Linked DNA regions of Homo sapiens: regions 1, 2 and 3 are each linked to region 4. A link is a loop called in an ENCODE intact Hi-C map of the cell type or tissue named here. Cell type or tissue: IMR-90. All regions are shown on one strand.

Region 1 (8,000 bases), 280 kb after region 4:
GCAGTTCCCCTGCACACACTCTCTTGCCTGCGGCCAGGTAAGATGTGCCTTTGCTCCTCCTTCGCCTTCCACCATGATTGTGAGGCCTCCCCAGCTATTTGGAACTGTGAGTCCATTAAATCTCCCTTTCCTTTATAAATTACCCAGTCTCTGGTATATATTTATTAGCAGTATGAGAACGGACTAATAACAGCATGACCAGCACTTTTCATTTTATGCCCACTCGTGCAAACTCATATTCCATAAATATGGAAACCTAAGTATAAAATTAAATAAAATCTTCTTTAGAAACCACATTTTCAGAGGTAAAGCATGTTTGAGCTTTTTTGTGTGACATGGTCTTTATATCACTTCTAAATCACATCAACAACCAAAACACTAAGCACCTGTATGAACAGCATGTGTTTCCAGCTAATAGGAGCCAGGTATTCAGACAAACACTACTGCTGAAACAAACTAGAAATACTGGATAAAATATAAATAACTTCTTAAAAGCAACAAACAGCTGGAATGATAATAAGGAATTGCTAGGCAAAACTGAAGGAAAATGGAACCACTGAAAGATAAGCAAGCAGGGAAATTGCTTTTGTTTCCTAAGTGCATTTCCCTGCAAACTTGAGCTTTTATTTTGAAAAGTTCCAGGCAAGAAGGCAGATATCGAAGGTCAATGTCCACACAAGGTGCACAGTCCAATAGGGAGCCCTCTTCACAGTCATCTGAGACCTCAAAAAGCAATACTCTAAGGGTAAGAGCAGAATAATAAATAACGAGACCTTCAGCAGATTTATAACCTGGGTTTTATTGCCGAGACTTACAACAAAACTCAAGCTTCGAACTTGGTTTAAAATGCTCCACAAGTCACTTGTGACCACAAAGACTGGCAGAAGTAATGTCAAAGACAACCAGGTGTACAGCAGAAACAACAAAAGAGAGAAACAGATCTATAAAGACTTCAAATAATTGAGCTGTGAACAAGGCACTGTGAAACAAAAGGGATGGAGTAAGGAAAGCAGTTATGGTTCCCCAAAGTAGTATCACTTAGTTGGGAAGTTAAGCAAGCTGAATTCTTTGAGTACAGATTTATTTCATGGGTGTTTTTTGTTTTTTTCCACTACCTCTCCACCAAGACATACTGCTTTGCGTAAGAACAGATGATTATAAATGTTAGCAAATGAGAAATATAAGCATCAAATGAATGGCAGAAACAATATGTACTACGGGACTTCAGAAAGATATACTCTTTTCTTAATACAAAGTTTTGATAATGATGTAATAAATCTTAACAGAGAATTGCAACTTGAAACATTTGAGAATTCAAAAGCATCACCAAAATCTGATAAGATGTAATTGAAAGAATTCAAATAACATTTTTCTCACAAATTAAAAGCTTTTTATGAAAACCAAACTTGATGGTTCAGGTAGAAACTTTGGGCAATATTTAACCCAACTAACTTTGTAAAATAAAAACATCTGTAGAGTTTTTTTTTCTGTTTCAAGTCCTGTGATACACATAGCTTAAATCCCATGTCTTCACAGACAAGGAGTAAATTCTCTCTCTCCCCTAATTTCTTGAAAAACAGAGTAGAAGCTCTCTCAGCGAAACTTTACTTAAGAAAATGTTTCCATTTTCTCTATAAATGCTGACTGATGCCCACCATACATTAAAAGCTTGTAGCTTACTAGCCATTCTATAATATGTGTACATTCTTCTCCCACTAGTAAAGTTATATGCTCAGCAAGAGTCAAGTATGTTTATCCCAAACCTTTTGATCCTATTGTAGTTGCTATTGCAATTACATAATTTAAATAAATCTTAGATTATCTAATAAAAATGAGTTCCAAAAATTATTGCTTTATGAAAATTACGATGCATGCTTTGTAAGAACTTAATAAAAAGGAATTTCTACAATATTGCTATTGAATTATGGGTATGTCTGAAACAAATCAAAAAGATTGGGGAGGAAGCTTCGAAAATATTTAGAAGTTCTACAATCAGATTGTTTTGCAAGTGTCTTTAATTACTGACTGCCTTTAACAGATAACAAACCAGTGAGACAATGCCTACAAATAGGTATTGTTTATTTTTAAAAACACAAAGCTAAACCCCAAATTCTGGAAACTTCTTAAATAAAATATACTTAAATAAAAGGTCTTGACTGGACATCAGATCATTGGTAAACGAATGTCCAACTTACGTGTTTCAAGTTGAAATAAAATGTTTAAACTACGCATATATCAGTTTTTTCTCCACTTTAACCATCTTTTTTATTAACTGATCAAATAATGGTTTTGCTACTGCTATGAAATAAAGCTTCTTTATGTGGTAGAGGGCATCAAATTTGGGTTTTTGAATCCTAATTTGGGTTCTATGTTGGGTGCATTACTTCACCTTTATGGGCTTCAATCTCATTTCACATGAATGAAGACAATATCTACCTAACAGAACCAAGTGAAATAGCACATGTAAAACACTGGTAACAGATCAATAAATGATACTACTATGATTATTGTTCTGAAACAAAACATGAATATAAAAGCATAAGATAATAAAGTAGATTTACAAGACCAAAACAAGATGGATGGACTGGAAATAGATAGACTCATCCCCAGAGATAGTGTGTGTGCAAAGAGATTGCTGATCACTTTGAATGGTCAGCATCATTAATAAGCTCACACTCTTTATGACTATTTGGTAATGATAAAATCCAACACTGGCTGGGCGCGGTGGCTCATGCCTATAATCCCAGCACTTTGGGAGGCCAAAGTGGGTAGATCACCTGAGGTCAGGAGTTCAAGACCTGCATGGCCAACATGGCAAAACCCCATCTCTACTAAAAATACAAAAATTAGCCAGGCATGGTGGCATGTGCCTGTAATCCCAGCTATTTGGGAGGCTGAGGCAGGAGAATCGTTTAAACCTGGGAGACTGAGGTTGCAGTGAGCCGTTATCACGCTACTGCACTCCAACCTGGGCAACAGAGCAAAACTTCGTCTCAAGAAAAAAAAAATCTAACACGCAACTTGGAACACTGTGGAATGAGTCTTAAAATCAGTGAGCATGTGTGCTTGAGAAAGTATTTAATATCCCTGATAGAAGTAGAGCTATTTATAGTCATTTTTGTTAATGGGCTTCATTATCAAAGATTTACACCAGGCCTTAATCAGAATAAAGGGACGCCTCACAAAAGCTTTGTTTCGAATGGAAAAACACAACAAAGAACAATCACCATTTGACACCAAGTATGCATAATTCCAAATGGAAGTCTCTGTAATAGGTTCTTTTAAAAATAGATTTATTACCAAAGCAAAGTAATAAATAGGCAGGAGATGGACCTTTATTTCACTCCTATAATTGATCCAGTTTTAGTTAAGGGCAGAAACTGGCCCAGTTACAGGAATAAAATAAAAGAGTACAGAGTCAACCAATCTGTCAGCTTGGCACACCTATGAAATATTGTGAAGAAAATTTGTCAGAATAAGCATCTTTCTCACTCATTAGATTGGAGATGAAATGTCACCTTTCCCAAACAAAACAAAACAAAAACAAACTAACAACACATACAACCACACGGTAGGAACTACAGTTACAATTGAAGACAAAATCCAGGAAGAGGAACTTCTATAACTTGGGCATCATTCTGCTTATATATTTTCCATGCGGTGTCAGCATTAAGGATTACGACTGATCCCAAAAAGAGCTGACTTTAAATGTGGGAGTGTATTTTTGGATAAATCAGAGTGGAGGGTTTCAATTATCCTCCACACCTCTCTGGGCCTTCTGGAGAGGCAGCTTGGAGGCCCTTCTCCAATTAAAGCAGAGAGTGTATCTCACTTCCACACTGTAAAACTCTATCTTAAGAAAAGGATCTGCTGCTTAAAACAATCTGAAAACCACTGAAATAACCCATCTGAATTTTTTTGTCATGTGTGTTCACAGAAACTAATGGAGTTTGGTAGCCCTCTGCTGGATGAAAGATATTAAATCCAGTTGCTCTGAAGTACTATTTGAGGATTTAAAAGTCTTCATAAGGTTTAGAGGGCTACTTTAACATTTGCTGTGTATATTTTTGTGTTTAGTGGATATTTTTCTGCTTTGCAGAAGAGAAGAAGACAATGTCCTTTCCGTCAAGCCATACCATATAATAGTAAGCTAGAATAACTGAATACAAATTATAAATTTAAATACTATATAATTTTTTGAGTAAAAATAGGAATTGACAGAAAGCTAGTAAAATTTAAGCATTAGCAAAATATTTATAAGTTAGCAGTTGCCACATCCCTCTCCCAAATCTCTAATGGGGTTAAGGATTTCTCTTAACTTCATTGTAGGTTAAATCAAAATATGTATAACGAATTTCTTTAAAGTTTGTTTATGCAGTCTCACACTGTACACTAGTACACATTAAGTTAAATCTAGTCTTACACACATTTGAGTAATACAATATGATCAGGTTTTTTGTTTAAGGTAAGAAAATTTCAAACATGATGGCAGAATTACCATAGACTATTCAGCTTTTAAGTTGGATGTACAAACACAGTTTGTGAAGCATGTCAGATCATGGAATAATACTCTACAGAAATTGTTTCACAAATGAACCTTCATGCCTATAGCTGACCCAAGTGGAAAATGATTTAATGTGTGTTTGACAGCAATAGTAAAATTAATGAGTCTTGAAATAGTTTCTTATAATCTTGGATCAATTTTTGGTTAATTTTATTCCATATAGCTAATCTTTTCAAAATCCCATCTTTCTATCGTAGCAATTAAAACTGTCTCTTACTTTCCACCTTCTCTTTTCTCTTGTTACCTGTCTGGCCTCTGTCACTGCTGCTTCCTAAATCAACTGATAAGGTCTTGCCTGGTCCACAGTCTCTTCAACTTTCCTATCCTCACCACTTGATACTGACTTCCAAATTTTGCTAAGGAATTAAGGAATTCTTTTACAATTCTCCAGAACACAGAACCAATTTACTTTTGCATCTCGGTTCAGATAAAAAAGTTTAAACTTTGATGTCTAATTATAATTCCAACCTAGGTTAATTATATGCCTAAGACTTCAGAAGGGCTACCTACTCATAAAATTTGCCTATGACCAACTGCTCATAATTTTACTAAATAGCCAAAATTCCTCTCCTCCTGAATTTCTATTCAGCTTTGCCTGTCTGCTAGGGCACCCCTGTCATGAACATTAGCCTCTCAATCTGATTGGATTCTCACCTATTTCCTGGAGTCATTTTCTAGGGTTACCACAACCATCAAGTATGCTGAATTGAGTTACATCCTGTTTCTGCTGCTCACTGTCCATAACTAGATACTTCCAGGAGGGCTCCCAAGATACTATACTATTACCTAAATTATGTTCTTCATTGTTACCCATTATTTCTTATTCCACTAATTTTAAATCCCACTCACTTTGTTTGCTATATTTTTATGATCCTGCATTCTCTTTCAGTTTTTTCCCAGTTATACATGTTTTTGTTGTTGTTATTGTTGTTGTTGTTGTTGTTTAGCTTTGAGATGGAATCTCGTTCTATCACCAAAGCTGGAGTGCAGTGGCACAATCTCAGCTAACTGCAACCTCTGCCTCCTGGGTTCAAGCGATTCTCGTGCCTCAGCCTCCAAAGTAGCTGAGACCACAGACGTGTGTTACCACACCCAGCTAATGTTTTGTATTTTTAGTAGAGACAGGGTTTCATTATGTTGGCCAGGCTGGTCTCAAACTCCTGATCTCAGGTGATCTGCCTGCCTCAGCATCCCAAAGTGCTGGGATTACAGGCATAAGCCACTGTGCCCAGCCCTCCCAAATTATACATGTTTTTCACAATTCTCTTCTCTTCTTCAAAACAACTATCTAGATTTGTAGAGCTCTTTTTTGTGATAATAAGGTTTTTTAGAAGGTTTTATTTTGTATAAAGACAAACTAATTGCTTTTCTTTTTCACCTCATTTCCCAGCCCAGACTTCCTACCACGTCTCCATCAAAATCTAAAAAGTAAAGGAAGAAAAGAAGAAAACAACAACAGCAACAACCCCAGCATCTAACTTTTGAACAAAAGGTGGTAGTGTTTCACCTAAGGAACAGGAACATTAAGTAGGAGTTATATTCTTACCTCACCACTGAAAAGAACAACAAGCTGGAGAATGACAATGTGGACAAAGGAGATTTAGAATTTGATCTGTTCCTCTTACTTATCAAACCCTAGGTTTCCGAGACCCTTGGTATTTTAAAAAATACTGCCTAAGTCAGGATTTTGTCTGTCTTCAGAGGGAAGGAATCAAAGGCATGGAGGAAAAGGGGGACAAAAATCACAACTAATATTTTTTAACCTAAAACCCAAATATCAGTATTTTATTCTACATTGAAGCTTAAACATCTTACTCTTGTTTTATATTTAAGCAAATATTCAGATGTGTGTACATATTCCACTTCCTGAGAATGACTAATGGATATATTTAATATGTATACTCTATCAGCTTTACATAGCTGACTTTTAAAACACTGACAATGGAAGCTTGTACTCCTAAATGTTGATGAAGCATTAAAAGCACAAATAATATTCAGTAATGCATTTCCAAAGATCTTACGTGCTTCAAAAGTACAAAAGCAGTCTTTTAACTGGATTTTGATTAGTGCTAAGCAGAATTCTAAATTATTTTAGTCATTAGTCATAAATTCATGACGATATATACTGGAGTGTCTTTTGACTACTTTCAAAAATTGCCATTAAAACATCACTGACATTCTTTTCCTTAATTTCAAAATACATTTCTCACTTAAAAGAAATCTTCAGTCTTAGATAATACTATTTTTAAAACAGTTGATGTTTTTGTATCATGAAGGCCATCAAACCCAGTCAATTTCTGGCCATCTAAGCACCTATTTCTTAGCATTTAATGCCAAGGCTTTTCTTATATGAATGTTTAAAAAAAATTAGTGAAAGAGGATGAAACGTTTCAAGTCCTCATGACATCAGCCATATCATAGTATTTGCATTCCACATTAAGGACATCTTCATTTTATGCTAAGGATTATAGCAAATTAAGTTGCAAAGAAAGCTCTATTTATAGTTTAATCACTTCAGGAGTAGACAACACAGGATTACATTTATGTTGAGCATGATGAAACAGATAATATTTTAAAATTAAAATATACTTGTTTTTCTAAGTAAATGAAATACTTAGGCAAATACAAGGAGGAAAAGCAATTCTGTGAAGAATGCACAAAATTAAATACCATGTTGCATTAACTTTTGTCCTGTTTTCTTTTCCTCACCTCCCCTCCTCCCTGTGTTACACTTTTCTATTGGCCCAAAGTGAGGAGAATAGATGGATAGGAAAATAACTTGGGAAAGTGAAGAGGAACTGAAAATGAAGTTAGTCCTGGAACAAAAGGTGAGAACAATAAAGAGGAGGATATCTAGAAATTCAGTTCCGTCTAGGTATGTGATTAAGATACTAGGAAATATCTTACTAAATTACTAGTGACCTCCACGTTGCCAAATCTCATAGAGATTTGACAGTCCTCAGATTATCTGATTTTTTAACAGCACTTCACAGTTGGACATTCTTCCTTCTTTTGGAATTTTCTTTTCTTAGTTCTGGCACTCAACTTTCTCCTGTTCTTTTCATGGTCTTTCTGCTTTGCTTCAGTTTTCTTTGAGGTGTCCTCCTTTTCTATCGGAACTCAAATTCAGAACTGTCCTGGGGCTTCCTCTCTTCTTAGCCTATACATGCGCCCCACCAGCAGCATCTGCTCCCATGGTGGTAAATCTCATATATGTGCTCAATCCAAAGTTCCTATCTCTGGTTCTAGCCTCTTTTCTGAGCTGCCCATCTGACATATCCACTTTGATGTCTCACATACTATTTTTGGATTTTTTCCCCCGAAATGTTTTTTTCTCCAGGCTTCCCCATCTAAGTGAATAGTACCCAGCCAAACACCTGGGAGTTGTCCACATTCAATCTATCCCTGAGTCTTATAAATTTTTCCACCAAAATAT
Region 2 (8,000 bases), 110 kb after region 4:
TGTGCTAGGTGTGGGAATACAATGGTGAACATGACATGATCCCTGTCTTTAATGGGTTGCATTCTAATTTAAAATATATTCAACAACAAAATTAGCTTATATGAATCTTGTGGTCCATTCAAATCCTAGATCTCCCCTTCTTTATAACCTGCTGCTTTGAAAGTACAAATATGAGGCTACTTATTTCGGGCGGGAGTTTGTGGAGAGGGACAGGAAAACTCATACTCTGCTTACAAGAACAAAACTCTATACCCCATGTTTAGTTAAAAGAAAAAAATGTGGAACAACTGTAAGTCTGCAACATATATTGTTTTATTTCCTTTTCTTTATCAAATCCGGTAGAATTTTCCATTCAAAATGTGTGATAGAAATTAAAAACAGTGGCTTTTCCCTTCAGTGACATGCTGAAGGGAAAGAGAGCATAATGACCAAGTGCTTCTTGTGAGATTACCATGAGATGTTTTATTTATTTATTTGTTGAGACAAGGTATGGCTCCATCACCAAGACTGGAGCGCAGTGGTGCCATCTCAGTCACTGCAACCTCCACCTCCTGGGCTCAAGTGATCCTCCCACCTCAGCATCCTAAGTACCGAGGACTCCAGGCACACACCACCATGACTGGCTAATTTTTTTGTATTTTTGGTAGAGATGGGGTTTCACCATGTTGCCCAGGCTGGTCTCAAACTCATGAGCTCAAGCGATCTGCCCACCTTGGCCCCCTAAAGTGCTGGGATTACAGGTTTGAGCCTGTAATCAAACTTGAGAGGTATTTTTAGGTCATGCTATTTCCTTAAAGCTAACTGCAAAGTGTACCAAAAAATAAAAAAGTGTTTTGAGAATTTAAATGTCTTTATGAGCTATCATCAAATCTTGATCCTCACACAACCCTACATTATCTACTCTGTCCCCATTTCTCCAAGCAAGAATAAGTATCTTTCATTTTTGACAAACAATGTTTCTCCTGAAGCAACTGAAGGAAATTCAGCTTGGAAGCCTTTTCAGGGTCTGATCAGAGGTCCCAGATGCTTCAAAATACTGTATTTGTGTCCATAGACTCTATTGAAAAAAAGGACACACAGATTTTTGTGGACCAAATAAGTTTAGTCAACTTCTTTTTGCTACAATGTGTTTCTTTAGTCTTAGTTACCCCACTGCCTACAGCATGGGCTCTACTAAGGTTAGGTACAGGGATATTTTAGCAAAACAACATAAGCGATCATCAAAGAAGGTGTCAATTCTGGCAATGGAGGAGGTTTGCCTGGTAGATACTCAACCTACAAGATCTGAAAAGCCCTCTTACTCCACAAAGAGGAAACATTTTTGGACTCAAATAATTGCAGCACTCCCAATAAAGACTAAGAGAAGGTTCTGGACTCTGGTGGAAAGAAGCAAAGTTCTCGTGGCCAAAGGACCGTGTGTATTAAGGAGAGGAGACATTATAATGAGCAGAAAGAGAGTCTAAAGTGGAGACTACAGTGGGGATCTTACCATCTGGAGCCCTCTAGGAGTGGCCCCAAAGATGAAGGGCTCATGTTCATTGACAGGCTGGGGCAGATAAGTGAAAGACACTAGAGAGGCATTCCCAGAATACCCATCCTACTGTGGACTCTGGAGTAGACAAATGCTTTATGTCATCTTCTGAACTCGGTACGTGCATGCCTAAGATTAAGGACCATACAAGGTAGAGGCTAGAAATCAAGGCTATGTTTATCTCCTTAGGAAAACTATACACATTATTTTATAATCTAGGTCTTCTCTTACAAGTAGATTGAGAGTCCCTTGTGGAAAGAGAACACACGTTTTACAATTTTACCTCCCATTGAGTACCTATAATCCTTTCTTTGCACATTGTAAGAGTTCAACGAAAGTACTCATGAGTACTAATGAAGTCTTTTGTATCTATGTTGAGAATGGTCAGCCTGGAAAGCTAATGAAAAAAAAAATGCTGGTATGTTAAGTGAGCAGGTATATTTTTATTCCATAGTTGCTCAATCTTCATTCTTTCATCCAAATTTATTGGGAACTCACATATGTTATTAAACACCTCATAGATATGCAAATGAATATGATATGAACACTCCTCTAGTAGCTTATAATCTAGTGTAAAGAAAGACATAAAATATGTGCTGAATTGATGAGGTTGTAGAAAAAAGAGGAGTAAGAACAGTGTGGATAATTATGAACATTTGGCACCCTCTTTTGACAGTTCAAGTACTTTATTATAAACTGTTTATTGGCATCAAAAAGATATAAATATATGTAGATGTATATGTATGTATGTGTACAAAGTTATATATTTATGATATATATAATATATTTATATATAAAATATATATTATACAGAACATATTTTATGTATATATCCTATTTTTTATTTATAATATGTATAAAATTTAAATAGGCATATGAGTATATATGTATATATTTGTATAACAGAAGTGGAATAAATCTCCCTCTATTGCTTTGGGGCACAAAGGACCTAGTGGTTAAGAGCACCGGCTCTAAAGTCAGTCTGCCTGAGGTCAAACACAGGTACAAGCTCTAACACTTATTATTCATATGACTTTGGAAAATTAACCTACTTAAATCTCACCTTCTCATCTGCAAAACGGAGATCATTAGAATACCAGTCTCATGGGGTTATTATGAGATATTGCCTGTAAAGTGCTCGGCATAGTGTTTGGCAAATAAATGGTGGCAGTTTTTTTATTATATTGTCTAATATAGCATAAATATTTTCCCATTACAATCAATATTTTTTAAATAAACCCTGATGTGTTCTCAAAATAGCTGTGCTTAATTAATGAACGAAAGACGCAATGAGGACTTTATGCATTATACGACATTCATATATATTTTCAGTGTAATAAGGGGCCAACTAGAATGGTGGGAAATGCCCTGTCCGTAAGTACAAGTCTTAGTTGGAGCTGTTTCGGAATTTGGTGCTAGATATACACCAAAAAGGCATCCTCCCACCACCTCTGAATCTAGGGACTTAGAGGGATCCATGCTACAGTTAACACAGGTAAAACATTAAAAAAAAAGACAAAGAAACAAATAGAAGTTTGAAGTCGGAAAGAATGAGAGTATAAAAGGACATTTTCATCATAGCATTTGGTTTATAGGAGAGAAGAGAAAATATGTTAATGACTTTATTTCTCAGTTCTCAAAATTCAGACTTCATTCTCTAACACACAGAATGTTAGCAATAAGATTCATCTCTACTGGTTTATAGGCACATCCCCTTAATATTTGCTGACTCTTAAAAAATCTTAAAAAAGATTTTCAAGACGCAACTGGCAGAAATACAAGGGAAAAAAAAGGGTGTCAATACCAAAAGCTACTATCGCTAGGACTAGTCGCAGTTATACTATACCATGTGTTTAAAAGACAATTCTCATGTGTTTTCAGGCGATAGTTACACCCTATGCCTGTAAATCCTTTTCTGTGGTCCTCACCTTGGCAGTGGCATGAGGGGAAGCACCCTTCTCCAGTAACAGCAGCGCCACCTTCTGGTTGTCATAATGAGCAGCAACATGGAGCGGGGTAAGGCCGTTCTGTAAAGGGTGTGTTTAAGTTTCAGCATTAATAAATTAGGGTTAGCTGCCCTGAAGCTACCAGGATGCCTGGAAACTGATATTGATTAAATTCATGTTAATGAATTAATATAGTCAATAGAAAAAAGAACGAAAATAAACAAATCCCTAATAATTTTCATATTAAAAACATAACTAAAATTGAAAATGAGCATACCACCAGCAAAGGGGATCTTGAGGGTCACAATGTAAAAAGGTCTAAACTGCTATGTAAGAAATACTACATTAACATTGCAGGGATTCTTCTTAATATAGAGACTTTCTGGGGCTGTTGTGACAAGACTTTGAGGCACAGCTCAAAATGCTTTCTGAATCAGTGTGTATGTACCTGGACGGTCATGGAAGACATCGCCACCATGTCTATTTGGGATAGTTTCATCAGTTGCTCTCACATTCCTTTCAGAGAAGTGAGAAAAATGTCTTTACAGATCTCCTAATCTATCACCTTCACTGTTACATAATTATAACGTATAGAAAATCTTTACCTTCCCTGCAGAATCTGCGGCAGCACGGCGTTGCAAGAGAAGTTTTGCCACATCCAGGCTTCCATACTTGGCTGCTACATGCAGGGGAGTAAAACCCTTCTGAAAATGTGAGAAACAAAAGTAAAATCGTATTTATTGTTGTAACTCCTCAAAAAATCTTTTTATTTGTTAACATATTGAGCAAAGTATACTGATTCTTCATTTGGAAAAAATACTGGTAGCATTAAATCTGTTAGCCATGAACAAGGACAAAGAAAAAGAATACAATTTAACATACAAAAGTTTGGCTTGATAGACTGAATAAAAGAAATTTTATTTTAAGGGCTTGGAGACTGAAATCTGACTTTATAGGTTTGGGATTTTTAAAAGCCACTAGTGTCAGTAAACTGGCTCCAATTTGTGAATGGGGAAAAAAAGCCTTTTCTTGCCTCTAAAATTAATAGAATTGAAACAACAGCTGCCTTCTCTCCAACCCTCCTTCTCTTTCTTTCAATCCTTTTTATAACACCTGAATTCCAAATTCATTTAAATTTTAGGATATTTTGGCAGCCATAGTAAAAACAAGTATTCGTGAATTAGTTGACATATTTTCTGCAGAAATGGCAAGATAAATGGTCTATAGAACAAAAAACATGTACTATTAAAAAGCAACTCCCATCCTGACTTGTCCCCTTTCCCAAAAGACTCACACTGTCTAAAAGACCAATTGCTTTTGTAAAATACGTTCTACTTCTGGCATGATGTTGGGCTGATTAACACCAGACTTTTAAACACACTGAAGCTTTAGAGCTTTTTTTAGAGGGCTGCTCTCCTACACATGTTGATATGTGTACATTCAGTGTCTTCCGTGCCTAACCAATGGCCTTACTCTGTAATTAGCAGTGTGTTATAAATACAGATAAGTCTCTGGACTAAGATCTCGAGGATGGCACAGTTCCTACACCATGATGTCAAATCCATCCTCTTGGCCAGACAGTTTAACCACATGCTCTTCTGGCACTACAGTGGGAGTGGGGGAATTCTAACACCGATCAGGGCCTGTAAAACACATAGCAAATATGCCTGGGTTAGGTGCTCTAAGCCATGGCTTATCCTGGAACCATTTAAGCCCCCATCATAAACACAGAATATCCCCCAAGAAGCAATATTGCCCTTTCGGTGTCTCCAGACAAATTATTTTTAAATGAGATGACGTTTTTCTTTTTGCTTCTTTTTTGAACATTTGGTATTAATAAATCCTTGGAAGAGAGCGAATCTTCTGGTTTTTTCCAAGTGTGGGACAAACGTAGGAAGTATTTATTCCTTCTTGCATTGTCCATATAAACCAGCATTTGTGGTTAGAGCTCTCCTCCCTCCACTCAATGCACACAATGATTAGGGTGATACTCAGGATGAAACAGAGTTCTTTGAGGCTAACTGCATCATGAGGAAGAAAACATAAACTCCTTATCTTTAAAGTCTTGCTAGAATAGTGATCCAACTCTTATAAGTTTGGAAATGATTATTAGACAAAAATACATAAAATCTACTGTAGAATAACAAAACCAAAGTTAGAAGGCATCTCTTGAGTCACACATCTGCCTTCTTCCTTTATGTTAATCTCACCAAGATTTCATTTACCCTCTTAAATGTCTTTAATAATGATGAATCAACCACTGTTCAGCCCTAGTCAGCTGAACTCTTAAAATGCTGTTTGGCCGGGTGCAGTGGCTCACTCCTGTAATCCCAGCACTTTAGGAGGCCGAGGTGGGTGGGTCACGAGGTCAGGAGATCGAGTCCATCCTGGCTAACACAGTGAAACCCCGTCTCTACTAAAAATACAAAAATTTAGCTGGGTGTGGTGGAGGGCACCTGTAGTCCCAGCTACTCGGGAGGCTGAGGCAGAAGAATCGCTTGAACCCGGGAGGCAGAGGTTGCAGTGAGCCAAGATCGCACCACTGTACTCCAGCCTGGGCGACAGAGCGAGACTCCGTCTCAAAAAAAAAAAAAAAAAAAAAACACTGTTTAACATTTTATTCTATTTTATCGCCCTAATTTACCATGGATATAGTTATATTTTTTAAATCCTAAATATCTTTGACAGACAAAAGACTACGTTTTATTATCTATTTCTGTATTTTATGTATCTTAATTTTGATGATTTACACCCTCCTCTGATAAGACAATCACCAAATCTCTCAGGTTATTACTACATTTGTTGCTTAGTTTTTTTTTTTTTTAAGAACTTTTAAAATCCTTCCAACTTTTCAGAGTTCAGAACTTCAATAATTGTCAATTTCTTATATCAAAATACCTTTTACAGCCATAGGCAACCAGGTAAGTCATAACAGGCAACCAGATAAGCCATAACAGCTAGTGGGCTGCTCCTACTTACAAGAGGACAGATGCCACATCACTATCTCAGTTTAAATTTGCAACTTTCCCTCTCCCTGGATGAAGTACTTATACCTACTGATTATGAGAGAATTGAAATTGTCCTTTCATTAATCTGAATCACTGTTACATTTGTGGGAATTATTTTGCCCCATGACAAATTCACTTGCACTGGCTCAATTAATTTTGCTCTAATTAGCTGAGTATATTCATGTTTTATTCTAAGTCATCTCCAAATTATGAATGTCAAACAGCATGTATAAAGCATGGGAAAAATTACTCTGCCCTGTCATGAAACTTGGAACATAAGTAAAATTCTTTGCTCGATGTCAATAACAACTAAAGAAGTGTGATTTTCCAGCTTCAGCTCTCTTTAAACACTGTAAATACCCAGGCAAAAGTGTAGTTGGTAAAGTTGGAAACTAATATGGGAATGAGAATGTCAAATAAGTGGTGGCTAATAGTAGGGTTGCGAAAATGTACAAGTAAATTGAGCTTCGATCTGGTACTATAACTCACAGCAAATATAGTACTGCCAATCTAATGCAGTACCCTCTTCCTCATTAGTATTACCAGTTCAATATATTTAGGGATTTCATTTATCTTTTTCTTAAGAATATATTATGGATTTTATAATAAAAGAGAAGAAAAAGTGAAAATCATCTTAGAGTACTAGATACCTGTCCTAGAAACATTGGCATTAATTAGAATGAAATTCAGCACTCTTTATTGAAGATATACGGAATCTCACAATTCTATTAAATCATTTAGACAATGAGTCTTAAATATGTAGAGAAGGAAGTAAGTCAAGGCCTGAGGAGATCTACCCTCTTGATTCTGTATGTGGTAGAGCAGAAAGGCCATGACTTAGGAATCCTCTTGGTCCATGTTCTCATGATGTCATTCTCCTTACCTTGGTAGCTAAGGAGTGGGCTGCTCCTGCTTCCAATAGGACTGATGCCACATCCACCTGGCCCTCCCGGGCAGAGATGTGCAGTGGTGTGTACCCATTTGTAGTGGCCGCATCTGGATGAGCCATATGTTGTAGAAGCAGCTGGACAATTTCTGTCTTACCCAGGCGGGAGGCAATATGTAAAGGTGTCTGTTCCTCCTACAACTCAAGCCAAGTAAAAAGTTAGTGCCGGGCAGACAGAACTTCACTGGTGATATGTTTCACTCACATATTTCATGATGTCTTCTTGGAATCTCTAGGAACCCCACCCAAAAGAAAATCATTACTGCTTTAACCATGGCATATTTTATATTTTGCTACAGCAGTGACCCTGTTGGTCACAAAGTCTCCCTTTGATTTTTAAAAAGCATATACTTCCATGAACTTGATCACTGCTTTCTGAAATATTTCTCAACTCATTAAGGCTTTAGGCCTCACTTATGTTTAAATATAAACTAACTGATGGTTTGGAATAAGAATAAAATCTAGTCCAAAAGTCCTAGGACCTATATTCTCATCCAAGAGTTTTCACTTAGAAACAGGATTTATTCTGGGAACTCTTTCAAAGAAAAAGAACCAGGGATGCTGGAAAA
Region 3 (8,000 bases), 88 kb after region 4:
GCTCACTGCAACCTCCGCCTTCCAGGTTCAAGCCATTCTCCTGCCTCAGCCTCCCAAATAGCTGGGATTACAGGTGTGCACCAGCACGCCTGGCTCATTTGTGTATTTGTAGTAGAGATGGGGCTTCACCATGTTGGCCTGGCTGGTCTCGAACACTTGACGTCAGGTGATCCACCTACCTCGGCCTCCCAAAGTGCTGGTATTACAGATGTGAGCTACCGCGGCTGACCTTTATTCAACTTTTTGGGAATATTTAAAAATGTGAAAGGATGTCTACTATATTAGACTGTATTAGAAAGTTAATTTTTGCAGAAATGTTTTAGAGTATTTGTCCTTCGTAGTAAACATTTCAATAAGGAGATGATTCTCTGTTTGAAAATAATTACTGGAGATACTTTTTAAATGATTAAGTTTCATTGCCTGATAGTCTCAGTTTCTATTTTCAGGTGCTGATAATGGGACTATATTTTCTTTGTACTTGTAAGAGTGGAAACAATAATTTACTTCAGTTTGGTCACTGAATGCTATCAGAATTATCAGCAAATATATGTGGCAACAGAAAAAGTAATACACTGTGATCATATTGGTCATGGATATTTTTCTGTATAGATATTAAAAATGGCCTCTATATGCAATGTGGTAAATATAATATCATTTATACATGAGAAGGTATTTGACCTTTAGAAGGCCATCATTAAATATTTGTTGAATGGATGGAAAATAAGTAGTCCTACATATGTATAATGTAACAAGAAATGAATACATATTTTCCTTTTAAACAAAATGTCCTTTGAAAACTTGATTATTTAAACATAAACATGGTTTTATGCAACTACCTCTGAATCGTACATAGAGAACAAGGCTATAGTGAAATGATCATGGACATCTCTTTCTGCTACAGAATCCAAGATACTATGGTCAAGATTAGAAACTACTTTAAAAGTTAAAATGAGTAGGACACTAAGTACAAGTTTAATGGGATATAATTAAATCGGATAATATGGCAAAAGAAATGGTATATAATAGATGGAAGAGAGATTTAATAATGAATTTATATTGTTAATCACGATATGAAAAATGTAGAAAATAAAGTAGGAGTTCTTAACATTCTGCTTTACAAATAGTAGTCAATATCTGATTTGTTCTATGCAAAAGAAACTGTGTGTTTAACTGATCTTCACTTAGCCAACCCTCACTCAGCCAATCCTCCTGGTCACCAATTGCATTTATATCACATAATCCCTAAGCCACCACAGCATACTTAGTGATCTTGGTTATGATGCCACCTTTTAAGGCCCTCATCCATAGCTTCCATCAGTGGAGTTCAAGCTAAACTTGTTTTTGTTTCTAAACATACTTATACCAATCATACATATTAATATAACTTTAATAACTAAATTAAATATTATGTAAATACTGTTTTTTTTCTAGAAAAACTAGGGTAGATGTTTTTTGAAGTCCTAACAAAGGTGAGTCACTGAAAGTAATACCCAATTAGATGTAATTGAGACAATTATAACAGGTTGAAAAAACATGTCAAAAGTCTAAAAAGATTCTGCACTAAGTATGTCTTTTTAAGAAAATACACAGCAGGGGCTCAGGACTGTAATCCTAGCATTTTGGGAGGCCAAGGCAGGTGGATCGTTTGAGACGAGCCTGGACAACGTGGCAAAACCCCGTCTCTACAAAACAATACAAAAATTAGCCAGGAGTGGTGGCACCTGCCCACCTACTACTCCCGAGTAGTCCCTGTTACTCTGGAAGCTAAGATGGGAGGATCACCTGAGCTGCAGTGAACCGTGATAGTACCACTACACTTCAGCCTGGGCAACAGCGTGAGATCCTGTCTCAAAAAAAAAGAAAGAAAAGGAAAGTACACAGAACATACAAATATCATATAAATATACATATTATAGCATATATATACATAATATAATAGGTATTGATATTGTTTGTGCAAGAATGGCAATTTAATTTCTAATCGATGGACCTATATTTAAAGAAAAGATCTTGGCTCTACCTCAAAAGGTGTCAAATGACTTTACAAGTATTTATTGTATTGCCATTTTTATGGCTCCTATTTTTAAAATTTTTAAATTGTTGTGGATACACAGTTGTACATACTTACGGGGTACAAGTGATATTTTGATATAAACATAAGTATAATGATCAAATCAGGGTAATTGGGATATCCATCACCTCAAACATTTATCATTTCTTTTTAAAGTCCTAACAAAGGTGAGTCACTGAAAGTAATACCCAATTAGATGTAATTGAGACAATTATAACAGGTTGAAAAAACATGTCAAAAGTTTAAAAAGATTCTGCACTAAGTATGTCTTTTTAAGAAAATACACAGCGGGGGCTCAGGCCTGTAATCCTATCATTTTGGGAGGCCAAAATGCCTCCCCAGTGGATTTGGGGACATTCCAAATCCACTTCTCTAGTTATGTTGAAATATACATTTTAGTTAACTATAGTTAGCCTGCTGTGCTGCCTAACACTAGATCTTACTCCTTCTATCTGACTGTATTTTTGTACCCATTAGACAACTCCTCTATCCCCTCCTCCCCTGATTTTCATGTTAACTGACTTATGGCATCAGGTAAGATTTAGGACTTAGAATATTCACATTTTCTGAGTTTACTGAACTATTCCCTAATGTTCAAGTAATAATATAAGATAATATTTTTATTTTACTAATTTATTCAGTAATTTATGGTCTGCATACCAATTATATGCAACATAAAACACAATCACTTTAAGATTATACAAATAATAGAAATAATTGATGATGGTTGATCAATTAGCGGAAGGATGAGTCATATGTCACAGTTCTTCCAAGCTGCATTAGTGGATTGGGCTTGTTGGCTTCTGTCACCAGAAATGTGTCTCTACCATTCTGATATCCATTCTGGCAAACATGTAGTGATTGTAATCCCAGGAGAATGCTAAAATGTCTCATATTCCCTGCTGTATCTCACAAAGTAAAGTTAGAAAAGCAAAGGTTAAGGAAACAAACTACGATTCCAAAATGTCTCAGAAGTTTCTACAGAAGTGGTTTTTCCTTTACAAACTACTGCCTTATTCTGGTCTCTACACAACGACTTTATTCATACTTTGGGGTAAAGAACTCAAAAGAAAGAATAGGAAAGGAAACTTTCTTTGATCAAAAGGACTACATGGTTGCTCATATGGCACATCATACAAATCCAATTCATGTTAAATTAGTATGTCAGTTGTGCAGGTGTAATGCAACTGTTGCATTTGAGCGGTAATAACATTAACTTTTATTAATTTTACTTAACTATTAAGTTGTCTATTGTGCTATCATCAGTAGTTTCAAATTATTTTTGTGACTGTAGATTTTAGAAAATGATATTGAATATCACTCTCCCACAAAAATCAATAAAGAGCACTATTTAAGTGGTTTTTCTTTTTGTTGAAAATTAGGTGAAAACAGTTTCTTCACAAAATTCCTATTAAGCTATTTTCAGCAAAACCAAAGTCAGTTATATCAGAAAGGTTAAGAACATGGGCTTTAAAACCCGACAACCTAAATCTGAAGCTTAGATCTTCCCTCAATGCCTTACATATTTTTAAACTTAAATATTACTGTTTTTAATATCATTAACAATACATTATGTGGAAAAAATATTATGTGGGAAAAGAATGATTGAAAATCTCTTTCCAAAGAGAGGAAGTTTATTGTAAGAAGACTCCCAGAATAGATGAGAATAAGTCTATTCTTCCAATCCTTACCCCAAAATTCCATTTCACAAAACAATTAAGCTCACAATTATAAGAGAAACCAGTTCAAAGAGCAGCAGACAGTGAAGAGAGACCAGCATCGAAACATGTAACCATTAAAACTATCCATTTAGGTAACAGAGATACTTGTTTAGCTCATGTGGACAATGATTTCTTAGTGTCCTAACTGAAAGGAGAAATGCTGTTATGTTTTCTATTTTTATTGGCTTTTCACCTAGAAACTTGAATTCTAAGTATAGCGACTTTTGATGGAGCAATGCTCAGCTACAGAATGTAGAGAATAATAGTTACCAGAAAAGAAAAAAAGCTCACAGAGGGGGTTCTAAAAGGAATTTTCATCCCATCTTTTCCAGAGATAGATGTGGTAGAGAGATGATCTTGTATCTGATTTCTGACAAGGACACTGAGACAGCAATTACAGTATTTAGAGACAAACCAGAGAATGCTTATTTGCTCTTCTTTTTAAATATAGATCTTTGTTTGAAGTCATTCACCTGAGTAATATCTACAAACCTGAGATCTCTTTGAAACCAGACATATAAGTTCCATAGTTTTGTTGAGTAAAATATGAATGTATTTTCTTACCAAGCCTGAGTCTCATTCTCTACTCTCATGACACTGAAGTTGCTGGTGGGGAGGAGTAATGTTTTCACCACTGATAATTCTTCAGCACTTAGCACAGAACTTAGCACATATTTTATATCCAATAAATAATGAAGGAATAAATCAGTTAATGAAATGAATGGAAGCAAAGTAGGTACAAGATAGCAAGAGATACAAGCTTGCCATCTAGTGATAACTTGGTAAAATAAACATACATTATTCCCAGAGCAGGGAAAAGGTAAAAAGTTGAGAGAAAACATGACTTCTAATGGCAGAACAGGTGTGCTTGGCCAATCTTGCCACTAAAGGCTTCACGTATTGTGATGTACACCTTGTTTTAAAGATATCAAATGAAGTGGCATATATGTGTAGGCCCTTAATATGAAGATTTTCCTGGTATAAGAAATCATAAAATAAGAAAAAGCCATTAAATATAGTGACCTACAAGTATGGTGCTAGGCAGTGACAAGACCTGTTTTTCTCCTATATAATTTATCAAAGCTATACCTTAAATCTTTAAAAATATTGTGGTGAACTGGCTGAAGGTTTTAAGATTCTGCTTCAGAAAACAAGCAGTGCTATTCTTTCCCATCTAAATTCAGTTTGTGTCTTGCAGCTCATTAATAAATCATAGGCCACTCTGCTTAAAACTGCACGTTAAACCAACTGTATTCCATCACTTCAATATATGTCAACAGGAACTTACTGTCAGCCTGAAGAACAAAATTCCTTTCTTTTTCCTCACATCTGTCAAAAACACCAAGCATTTCAAACTCTATATGCATTTTTAGTTTGGAGCATTTACTAGAACCTCCTTCAGAATTCTTTATTTGTTCATTTGTGGTTTTATTGTCTTTGAAGAGCTTCTCATGTCGTACTGTTCTACTTTTCTACTTTACGAAGCTAAATTAAAGAGCCATTCTTTAATCCATGCTTAAAGTAGAAAGTTAGTGAGTGAATAAATGCAAATATAATAGCACTTCCACTTTCAGGTAGGAGCCCCCTCTCAGGAGGCTCCTTTAAACTTTGCTCCCACTGAATGGTACAGGAGCATTAGGACTCAATATTGTCATGGTCTTTACTCTTCTAGAGTTTCTCTAGCAAAGGCCAGTGATAATCACTGATTTGTCATGAAGAGTCAGCAGTTGTATTCAAAACAGAGAAAATAAGAAATTTTAAAATATACTTTTTCACAACACAGAAACAATTTACCTAGAAAGCACAAGGAATTCTCTTTTTGAATTAAAAAATAATAATCAGAAATAAGATGCAAAGTAAGGATGAATTGCTCTCACTGGGAGTCCATTTGATCCAGTCATGAGCACAGTGTTGGGAGGAGCAGGGTCTTTCCAGAGGCTGGCCTGACCTCCTGGCTAAGGTAAGTTTGCAGTGGAGTGTGTTACCGCTTTGCCAGCGGTAGGTGTCACACACAACTAAAGGAAAGGGCACAGAAGCCAGAAAATAAGAAGCCAGTCACAGAAAAAGGAATTAAATATTATAAAACTATATTCACACATTTTTATAGGGATAGATGCTGAGTAAAGGAAGCCGAAGCCCTGTATTCCTTGTGTGAATCCATTTACTTCTGCATACGCCTATGTATGTGCTACAATACTTTCAACAAAAAGAAGTTCAAAACTAAAAGCTCCAAACATCTTGTGAGTGAAAAAGTACTGTACATGTATTTAGTTTGAAAACGAAGAATAACAGGGCTGAAGCTAGTCAGTCACTCATACTCACTGTGGTGGTGGTGGTGACCTCCTCAGTCACAACCTTCAGGGTGTCGACCACGGAGATGTAGCCCAGACGCTTAGCAATCGCCAAGGCAGTGTTGCCATTCTGAAGAGAGAGTGAAAGAGAGAGAGTGAGAAATAAGAGAGAGGACTGCGATGTGAGCCAATGAGCTCACCCGCTGCTCTGCATCAGCCAGCATTTCCTTCCAAAACAAGGCACAGCTTAGGAAAATCACTAGTTTTTACCATTACGTCTAAATCTGTCTTTGTAACTTCTTCAGACTATAGGCCAGGTCACCATGGTAACACAACAAGCTTGCATCTGCTTGCTCTTTTTAATAAGAAGCACTTGACGCTTTAACCCTAAGGTTGTCAAATATCTTCTACAAATACTGTATTGCACTTAAGAAAGTGCCTCATGACGTCTCCAAAACCTGTTAGCAAGTACCAGGTACACTTATCCCTCATCAGAAGTCAGGCCATCTGCTGCAGGTAAGATGTTACCATCGGGAACACGGTAACATATTTAGCTACAGCTGTGCAGAAGCTCACTGTGCAGCAAAATAACACAGGCAAGCAATTCGGGCTGCATCCAACCCAGGCCACTCGGGATCCCAGTTCGTTTAATTGCACCGCTTAGTTTACATTTCAATGGCTCCACAACTCAATGAGCTTTGTTTAAGCTAGCAGCTCCCTTACTGTGCTCCCTTAAGAAGGCGAGGGGGGGTCAATTTGTGCTCACATCTGAGAGCCAGCTGTAAGCAGAGCACGTTCCAGCAGCCCAAGCGGAGGGCCCCCGTCTCCAGAGAGAGCCAAAGAGTCAGGCTGACTGCTTTCCCTCCCAGGGCAAGCACTTCTGGGGAAGTCACACTGACTTCTGGAAAGCCTGCCCAAAAATCTGGGGCTTTCCAGAGTCCAGGGGGCTTATTTAAAGAGGAGGAATCTGACCTCACTCAGCTCAGACAAGAAGCCACCAGGGCAAGAGAGGAAAAAGAAGAAAGCGTGGTGAGGGGCAGTGGCGTCTGCCTTACCGCAGTGGTGGCGTTGGGCTTGGCCCCATGCTGGAGCAGGACGTTGATGATGTGCGTGTGACCCTGCTGAGCGGCCTGGTGCAAAGGCGTGTAGCCGTTCTGTGGAGGACAGTGGTGGCGGGCCCAGCACCCGATTGGCAGAGGGAGAGGAAAATTAGGTTAGCCTTCATTTTGAATAGTCTTATTTACAACAAAACCATCACAGATGCTTTATTTGGAGCCCAAGATGATCAGCAACCCATTTCTCAGCAGCAAACACTCCCTCACACCTTATGGTCTGCTAAGCAAAGAGAAGAGACCAGCTGATGAAACAAGATTAACAGACTCCAAATGATAACTATTATTACATTTTAACCAGTTAGCATTAAAAAGGAGGGCTCCCTTAAGAAGGTGAAGGGGGTGGGTGCAGTCGACTTCTGCTCACATCTGAGCTGAGAAGAGAGATTTAAAATAAGAAAACAGCATTATCTGTGATTTCTTCCCTGGGAAACAAGAGTTAAAATTGTTTTTAACTGAAGGTTGCAGAGGGTCATATAAACCACTGCTTGTTCATCATGACTCTCCTAATAATTAACCTTTGGCTTAGCTTTAGGGATTCTAAATCATTGAAAGTAAATCTAAATCTTATATTCCTTTCCAAGAACAGCTTTTCTCCCCATTTCAGACGTGATGAAACTGAAAATAAGAAAGTTAAGTAATTTCTCCACAATCGGGCGAGGTTCAGATCCTGTGCAGAAGACTATGACAGCCAATGGCTACCAGACAATGGCTATTATTTATTAAAATCCACCTGCTTCACTTCTCATAAAATTTTATCTATATGTTTCAGACCCAGTTGTCCTGGGCTCTAAGTTCTGAGTGG
Region 4 (8,000 bases):
GTGCATGGACTCTGGCAGAAGACACATGGAGTGTTTTTGCAGCCATATATGGGCTATCTCCTAAGAAACATATACTTTGCTGCTACATGAATCTGAGCCCTTCAGTGGCAGCTTGGATTTCTGATTTCTGCACTGGTGGATTTCTTCGTAGCAGTAGTAGCTCCTCAGTGTGAAAGGAAAATAAAAGCTTGGGACCCCCAATGCACTATGCCACAAGGAAAAAATTAAGCTGAAAGCTGAGTCAAGCAAGACACTGACTTTCCTTTTGTTTCTAAGCAGATAGCTACAATAAAAGGTTAAAAATCCCCACGGGTAGCTACTCTATGTAAAGCGCCAATTTACTGAGTGCCAAACGAATACATAATTGAGTATTCCCCTACCTGCTCCTTTTCCCTTGCAGCATGTGAATTTAGTAGTGTGATCATACCCTTCCTTTTCCTCCTCCAGCCTGCTTTTCCCCGTTCAATACTGAAGCCCTCAAAATTATTTTCGAAGAAGGCACAGACCTATCTCCCAGGCATGTCCTCAATTTTGGCAAAATAAATTTCTAAACTGATTGCGACCTGTCTCAGATCGTTTTTGGTTTACACCTGCCTTCATTTGTTGTGGCACTCCTGACACTGGTGTGAGTTTCTAATCCCCTGCATTAGATCCCTTCCTTCTTAAAATACCTAGAGGGCTTTGTTTTTTGGATTAAGCCCAATTGTTAGGGGATGAATTGTGTCCTCTCCTCCTCCAAATTCATGTCAAAGCCCCTAACACCCACTACTTCAGAATGTGACTGCATCTGGAGATAGGGGTCTTCAAAAAGGTGATTAAGTTAAATGAGGCCATTAAGGTTGGCTGTAATTCAATATGATTGGCATCCTTACAAAATGCAGAAAATTGGACATACACAGAGACATAAGGGATGTGGGCACACAGACAGGAAAGTCCATGTGAGGACAGCGAGAAGGTGGTGGTCTGCAAGCCAAAGAGAGTGACCTCAGGAAAAAAAAATCTTGCCCATATTTCAGTCTTAGACTTTTAGCTTCCAGGACTGTGAGAAAATGACTTTCTGTTGATTAAATCATCTGGTTCATGCTATTTTGTTATGGCAGCCCTAGGAAACTACTACATTAATCTGAACACAAATTGGATTGTTAGAACAATAGACTCTAAATTATCTCCCTGACTCTTTGAGGAGAAAGGGTATGCTATGGTCGTTCTCTAAGGCTCCAAGGTATCACCTATCTGTGAGTCACTTGAAAAATTCACACAAGGCACCTTTCATCCAGAAGTTGCTGCTGTACCAGTGCCATGTGAGTTCTGTAGCACAGCCTAGACGAGGTCTGAGTTCTGATCAACAGCCAGGAAAAACTGGCACAATGCGTATGTGTATTTTTTGTGGATATCATGATTCAGTTTTTTCTGCACATCATAAAGGCAGCTGAGGTGTCCATAGCCACCTCCAGTCAAGCCCAGACCCTGCCCACAATGCTCTGTAGCAGCTGTGGAGGACCTGCTGCTAATGGGGGCATAGCCATTCAGTAGGGGAGTTTGAGTGACTCTCTCCAATTCTGTAGTCAGTTTTGACAGGTAAGAAAAAAAGAACACCTCAAAATAGAGAGTGTGGGGGAAGAAAAAGGAATGGAAACCAGAACCGAGTTATAAGGGCCTGTGATGGTTGATAATGAGTGTCAACTTTATTGGATTGAAGGATGCAAAGTATTGATCTTGGGTGTGTCTGTGAGAGTGTTGACAAAGGAGATTAACATTAGAGTCTGTGGGCTGGGAAAGGCAGGGACACCCTCAATCTGGATGGGCACCATCTAATCCAGCTGCCAGCATGGCCAGAATATAAAGCAGACAGAAAAATGTGAAAAGACTAGACTGGCTTAGCCTCCCAGACTACATCTTTCTCCCACACTGGATGCTTCCTGCCCTCAAACATTGGACTCTAAGTTCTTCAGCTTTGGGACTCGGACTGGCTTCCTTCCTCCTCAGCTTGCAGACAGCCTATAGTGGGACCTTGAGATCATGTGATTTAATACTCCTTAATAAACTCCCCGTATACATATCTATCCTATTAGTTCTGTCCTTCTAGAGAACCCTGACTAATACAGGGCCCACTGAAGAAACAGAAAGAGATCCTGAAGAGTCCTTCCTCCAAATGGGAAGTGAATCGAAGGGCTTAACTGACAACATCCCTGTGATTCTCATTATAATAGGAAAAGATTTAACTGTATTTTCTAACCTACAGGGGTAAGCTAATGCCTTTAACACCTACCCCGAGGCTGACTCCTACACAAAGAGGCAGAGGGTCACAAACAGGGATCCACAATGAACGGACATCAAGGATACTTGCACAACAGGGGCTCTTCTACACTAAGGAGTGACAGACAGGCCAGGGCTGGCTGACCTTCCCTGCCTGGAGCAGTGAGATGCATCCAAGGCTAGTAGCAGTGTCTCCTATTTTACTGATGAGGAAATTGTCATCCAGTCGATAAACCTTTACAAAGTCATGGAAGGGGGCTAGACAGAGCTGGACTGATTCCAATCCAGGTCTTACTGTAAGATAACACACTTACCAATTTGTCACATTGCCTCATGGAAACATTCCATGAACTGAACAACTGAATGTCTCCAGTGACTGAAGACATCTCTTGAAATATTACATGTGCCACTGCCAAATGTCTCTGTTTACCATAGATAATAGCTCCATCCAAAGTCTATCCATATGCACTATTTACTTCATACTGTGGAACTAATTTAAAGCCAGGGAGTACTTTTGTTTTTCCCAGAAGGCCTGAGTATAACCCAATAGGAGTATTTTAATTTGTGTTCAGGACATCGCCCCCTCCATCCCCACCGCACAGATATCTAAAAGATTTTCTTACTTTGGTGATTCAGTCTATGATTGTAATTCTAGCTTCAATTAGATTAGAAAGAGAAATGATACCTTAAATGAAGGAAGGAGCATATAGTTTTTAAGCAGAGGTGGCAACCAAAGACATAGACTTTGAAATATTTTCTTTTAGAGCATGATGAAAGCAAGCAGTTCATTTTTATTCTGTTATTCAGGAGAACCTCGTAGTGATTTTGGTTCTCACTAGACCTACGTTTAACTTCTCTTTATCTGATTTATTCATTTGCCTGACTACTTGCCCACACCCAGACTCTCCATGCTTACAGAAATCAAGTGACTCCACGAGCAAACTAATTTCAAATTCAATTCAAGCCTGTTTCCGAGTGCTTATATGTCACTTTCACCTCTTCATGACTAATACAAATGATTTATGAGTGGTGCATAATCTTCTCTCAGTCTGGAAGTTTCCCCCACCCTACCTTTAAATATACTTCTGTAAAACGGCATATGACTCACTGAAGTTCTTTTACAAAAATGGGTTTTGCACAGCAAATAATTAAACATGAGAAGACATTGAATCTTCTCTGATGCTTTGATTTCCTTAATCAAACCCAAAGTAACACAAGCCCAGAGTTCCTGTAAGTAGAAAGTACAGCACATTAAACAAATGAGAAGGAGAGAGATGATCACACAGACACTCCTACTTTGGAATTATTTTTAACTGTTTTCTTTGAAAAATGTCAAGCATAATTGGTATTTTAAGTTCAGAAGACCTGTAAATCAACCAAGGATAGAAATCAGATCCAGTGAGCTTCCTGTCTCATACCAGATAAGATTTAAATAAAACCTACTCAATTTCTAAATCATGTCTTTTTTGTTTTGTTTTTACTGTAAAAAATATTAAAGCAACAGTAAAGGGATTTTTCAAAAAATGAAACAAAACTCTCCACACACAACTGATTTTGATTTTCCATAGTCCTACCCTGTCTTTATTTATATTAATATATCCATTTAATTTTAAATTCTCAGGCTCTAAGACAGAAAGAAAACTCCAGAGCCAACTGCTGTTCCCAAAGACAGAAAGTATTTAGTGACAGCCATGGCCTCATGGGAGAGAACCAAACCAGTCTTGCTGTGCTGCCAATCCCACTTACCCTTTCTCATCCCCTGCAAGTCCCCAAATTCCTATTTTCTTTCATTTAGTAGTGATCCAAAACAAAAATCCTCATTTTCTTCTTTTGCATAACAAGAACAATAAGAATTTCTTGAGGGCAGAGGCAAAATCTATTTATCCCAGTGCTTAATCCAGTGCCAGGCATATAGCATATTCAGCGACTAAATAAAAACCATAAGAAAAAAAGCAATTTGTGTCTTTCTGTTGGTTTCAAGTCTAGCTCAACTTTTTAAAACCTCTTATTCTCCTGAAATCACAGATTCATGATAAAGAAGAACAAATCACCGTTGCCACATTTAACACTTGTACATTTTATTTAATTAAATCAGCCATTGTACACATTGCAGCTATGTATTGTTAGTGTTGTATTTTTTTTTCCATTAACTAATACATGCCCTCATAGATATATTCAATTAGTGTTATCACCATGGGAACAAGATGCTGATTCGTCAACTGAAAATTCACTTCTTCTCACAGTATTCAAGTTTTTGATAACACAGCAAAAATCAAAATCAAAAAAAGGTGAATAACCATTATGTTGTTACACAGACATCATCTGCACTGCAAATAACACAACAGAAATGCTTTTCTTGAGCTCCAGTGAAGGTTTTGACAAGAAGGCCATAGGGTGTCTCAAAAAGTTTCACCATCGGCCTCTCTTATTTTGGCTGCCAAAGAATGTCTCATTTCCTATCCAACTGCCAAAAAGTGCTAGCATTTGAGGCTTAGGAGATTTGGCTTGTGGGAAACCTCCCTCCCAGGAAATTTTTTCTCTTGGCAACATTACTTTAAATGATGAAGTGCCATTGTTTGTCGCATTTGTTTTTGACATTCGGAGCAATGAGTCATTTTTGCACAACAGGAAAAGACCAGATAATTGGAAAATGTTCAATCCCTGGAGGATAGACTCTGTCCTTTTTTATTTAAATTTCATCTTCATTGAATATACTTTTCTTTAACAAATGACTGATTCAAAATGTATACTGTTTATATGAATATATTTGTGAATATATATATGTTAAAATGCTACACAGCTTCAACCACTAGAGGAATAAGGAAGAGGACATGGAAATTACTCAGATTGTTACAGTCCCTTCTTTGAGACAAACAAACAGAAGTGCACAAATGCACTTAAGAGTTTCCAAGGGAGTGTGGATTTCAAATAAATAAACCAAAAATTTTAACCAAAACCAAATTTTCAAGGATTTCTCAATCTTGTCTGCAAGCTGAAAAACAGACCTAGCTGGAAAGTGAAAAGTGCTCACTCAGGGTAAAAAGAATGGAAACAATTAATGTGATTAGAAGAGGGGTTTGACCGTGGTCTTGATTTTTAAACGCCACATGCAGGTATTAGAGAAGATATAAACCTGAAGAAAAAAAAGAAAGAAAGAAAAAAAAAAAGAAACCACTCCAACATACTGAAGGAGTTTAACCTTTTATGTAGTGGGTAAATCTTGTTTCCAATGAATTATCTACAGTGCAGTGGCCAGAAGAAAGTACCACTGTAAGACAGCGTGGTTTGCTAAAGCAGCAATGAAAACTGGAAAACTACAGTAGTTATAGCTTTTAAAATACCCTGCCAACTTGTCCAAGATCTAAAGACCTGAAGATGCTAGAATGCCACACAATGTAGCTGCCAGCAACTGAATACCCCATCGGTTCATTCTGCGTGGCCTCTGCTCCCTTCTCCCCTCCCTCAGAGTGGCTGTTGGAGTCCTAAGCCATGGCTGGCCAGCACCAGCAATAACTTCTCAGGACAGTTCTGCAAGGCTACTGACCCACCTTTAACTGGGAGCAGTGGCTACTCTGGAAGTTCTAAGGACATAATAGGTTTGAAGTGCTTCTTTTGCAGTAAAACTGTATTATCACTCGATTGTGTTAGCAATATCTTAATTAACCATTGTTCAGCAATTTCTAGAGGCCTTTTATTCTGATGCCCAGTGTAGTTACAATAGGCAGTGGTTTTAATTTTAATATGTTGTTCATCTGAGCATTTCAGCTATATACATTGTACATAGATATTCCTTGGAAGGATTCCTACATAGTGTCACTTGAAGAGGTCTGCAGGTGAAGTTCTTCTGATCAATGGATTTTCATGGATCTTGTGCAGAAGCAAAGAACAATGGAGGTGGCCAGTTCCCAGGTTAGCACAGACACAACAAAGTATTGGATACAGCATCCAGTATGAAGGATGCCATCTTTGGTCACAAATTAGCTTTATAGTTAAAGAGGATGGGGGAAAACTAAAGCAAAATGCCGTATATTTGCTAACAGTGGAAATGTCGGGGTATCCCATTAATTAGGCCAGTTAGGTCACTCCCCTACTGAAACAGGAAGCTGCATATTGAGTGAATGTGTGGTTTCTGGTGTGAGAACTGGGCAGCCCCTCACTTGGCCTCTTGCTTCAAGTCCTCCTTGCAGAAATGCCGAAGGAGCTGCTGGAGATCGCGCTGGAGGTCGTCCTGGTCTAGTGCTTCTGGTACATCCTCCAGGTGCTCCAAGTCAATGCGTTTTCCATGCTGGTCCTTCACCACAGCCCTCTTCTGTGTGATGGCTTTACTCATTGTTGTCCTGGAGAAAAGCAGACAAGAGAGAATTACGCTCTTTTCACTGCCAGAGGGCAGCTGTTAGGAATGAAGGTGACCATTACACTGAGTACCTAATGTCTTACCTTTAGATGTTTCCACAGCAAACTATTAGCATAACAAACTATAGACATCTTTTTGTGTCTTTCTTTTAAACATGGCTCCCCTCTCTCAAACGATTCATGAGATTTTTTTAAAATGTGTTTTGGAACAAGGAGTATTTTTTAAATCTTTAAGAAAAATTTAAAATAAATGAAACCATGCTTTAATTTGATCTTCTCAAAAACTAACCATAAAATCATTCATGGTTTGATTAAGTAGCCCTTACTTAATAGAGTTTGGTTAATTCTGAAATAGTACCACAAGTACCTTTTGACAGGCTAAAAAAACCTTTTTTTAATTTATTTGAAACACCTTGGCTGCCAGCTTAAACCTTACAGTCATACCCTGACCCAAACTTCCCAAAATTATGTTTTCAGAGAAGTTTTTTATGAGGCATATGTCTTTAAAAACTAAAATATTAGTCTATCAATATATAAGAAGGTGGCTCCCAACAAAAGATGAAGATCTGCCCAGGTCTCTAAGGCTTCATATGGAGATGGTGGGGGAGGAAGGGGAAAAGAGAAAAGCCATTGAGAGACAACTGCTTCCTCCGGATTCTCCAAGCCTCACATATGTTGCTCATTTTGTGTATTTCTTGCCATTTAACAGTCTGTTGTTTACTTGCCTCCCTTATAAGACTGGTGGTTACTTGAGAAAAGGAACTATAACACCTTTTCTTGAGACGGAGTCTCGTTCTGTCACCCAGGCTGGAGTGCATTGGTGCGATCTTGGCTCACTGCAACCTCTGCCTCCCGGGTTCAAGCGATTCTCTGGCCTCAGCCTCCTGAGTAGCTGGGACTACAGGTGTGTGCCACCACACCCAGCTAATTTTTGGTATCTTTAGTAGAGACAGGGTTTTGTCATGTTGGCCAAGCTGGTCTCGAACTCCTGAGCTCAGATGATCTGTCCACCTTGGCCTCCCAAAGTGTTGGGATTACAGGTGTGAGCCACCACATTGGGCCAGGAGCTATAACTTTTGTATAGTCATATTAATTTTAAGTCATACTAATATTTTCCTGTAACTGTACTTAAAAGTAATTTGCTCATTCTCAATTCTTTTCACTATATATTCTTCTTTTTTTTTTTAGAGTAAAGTAAAAGCAAGTTTATTAGGAAAGCAAAGGAATAAAAAATGGCTACTCCATAGGCAGAGCAGCCTTTTTCACTATACACTTCCAAATGCGGGTCCTCATTCCACAAGTATTTGACGAATGTGTTGTATGGGCCAGACACTAGTATAACAAATAAAGAAATTGAATCTCCGAGAATTTAAGCAATAGTCCAAACAAAA

The links. Hi-C counts contacts between places; a loop is a spot of excess contacts. Peaks named below come from ENCODE experiments on the same cell type or tissue, not always from the same donor. Only the 100,000 strongest peaks of a DNase experiment are listed, where the experiment ranks them.
Region 1: it touches region 4 in a loop (5-fold over the local background); 8 of 110 quality-filtered maps call a loop at or near these places.
Region 2: a loop joins it to region 4, with 5 times the contacts of the local background. A loop is called at or near these places in 7 of 110 quality-filtered maps.
Region 3: it touches region 4 in a loop (2.8-fold over the local background); 7 of 110 quality-filtered maps call a loop at or near these places.

What each region holds. Positions count from the first base shown.
Region 1 is chr4:113,102,230-113,110,229 of GRCh38, reverse strand. The region is part of intron 1 of ANK2 (ankyrin 2); the gene reads right to left. MIR1243 (microRNA 1243) reads right to left here and starts at 3,367; the gene lies at 3,275-3,367. In IMR-90, a CTCF peak has its summit at 3,954 (motif pointing left); no DNase peak of the experiment used is centred here.
Region 2 is chr4:113,274,018-113,282,017 of GRCh38, reverse strand. ANK2 (ankyrin 2) reads right to left here. Exons shown (of 46, transcript NM_001148.6): 15 at 7,369-7,566; 16 at 4,083-4,181; 17 at 3,460-3,558. Among named protein-coding and RNA genes, the nearest start is that of MIR8082, 130 kb to the right of the region's middle. RefSeq lists a silencer at 3,441-3,615. In IMR-90, a CTCF peak has its summit at 3,511 (motif pointing left); a DNase peak (open chromatin) is centred at 3,497; H3K27me3 peaks cover 679 bases.
Region 3 is chr4:113,291,653-113,299,652 of GRCh38, reverse strand. ANK2 (ankyrin 2) reads right to left here. Exons shown (of 46, transcript NM_001148.6): 21 at 7,139-7,237; 22 at 6,115-6,213. Among named protein-coding and RNA genes, the nearest start is that of MIR8082, 140 kb to the right of the region's middle. RefSeq lists enhancers at 6,219-6,738, 6,949-7,118, 6,739-7,258. In IMR-90, a CTCF peak has its summit at 4,558 (motif pointing left); DNase peaks (open chromatin) are centred at 6,272 and 6,842; H3K27ac peaks cover 555 bases.
Region 4 is chr4:113,380,050-113,388,049 of GRCh38, reverse strand. It overlaps ANK2 (ankyrin 2), which reads right to left. Exons shown (of 46, transcript NM_001148.6): 46 at 4,314-6,593. The coding sequence ends at 6,579. LOC105377374 (a long non-coding RNA gene) reads left to right here. Exons shown (of 5, transcript NR_199847.1): 5 at 1-557. Among named protein-coding and RNA genes, the nearest start is that of MIR8082, 230 kb to the right of the region's middle. RefSeq lists an enhancer at 1,843-2,572. In IMR-90, no CTCF peak of the experiment used is centred here; DNase peaks (open chromatin) are centred at 3,279 and 4,719.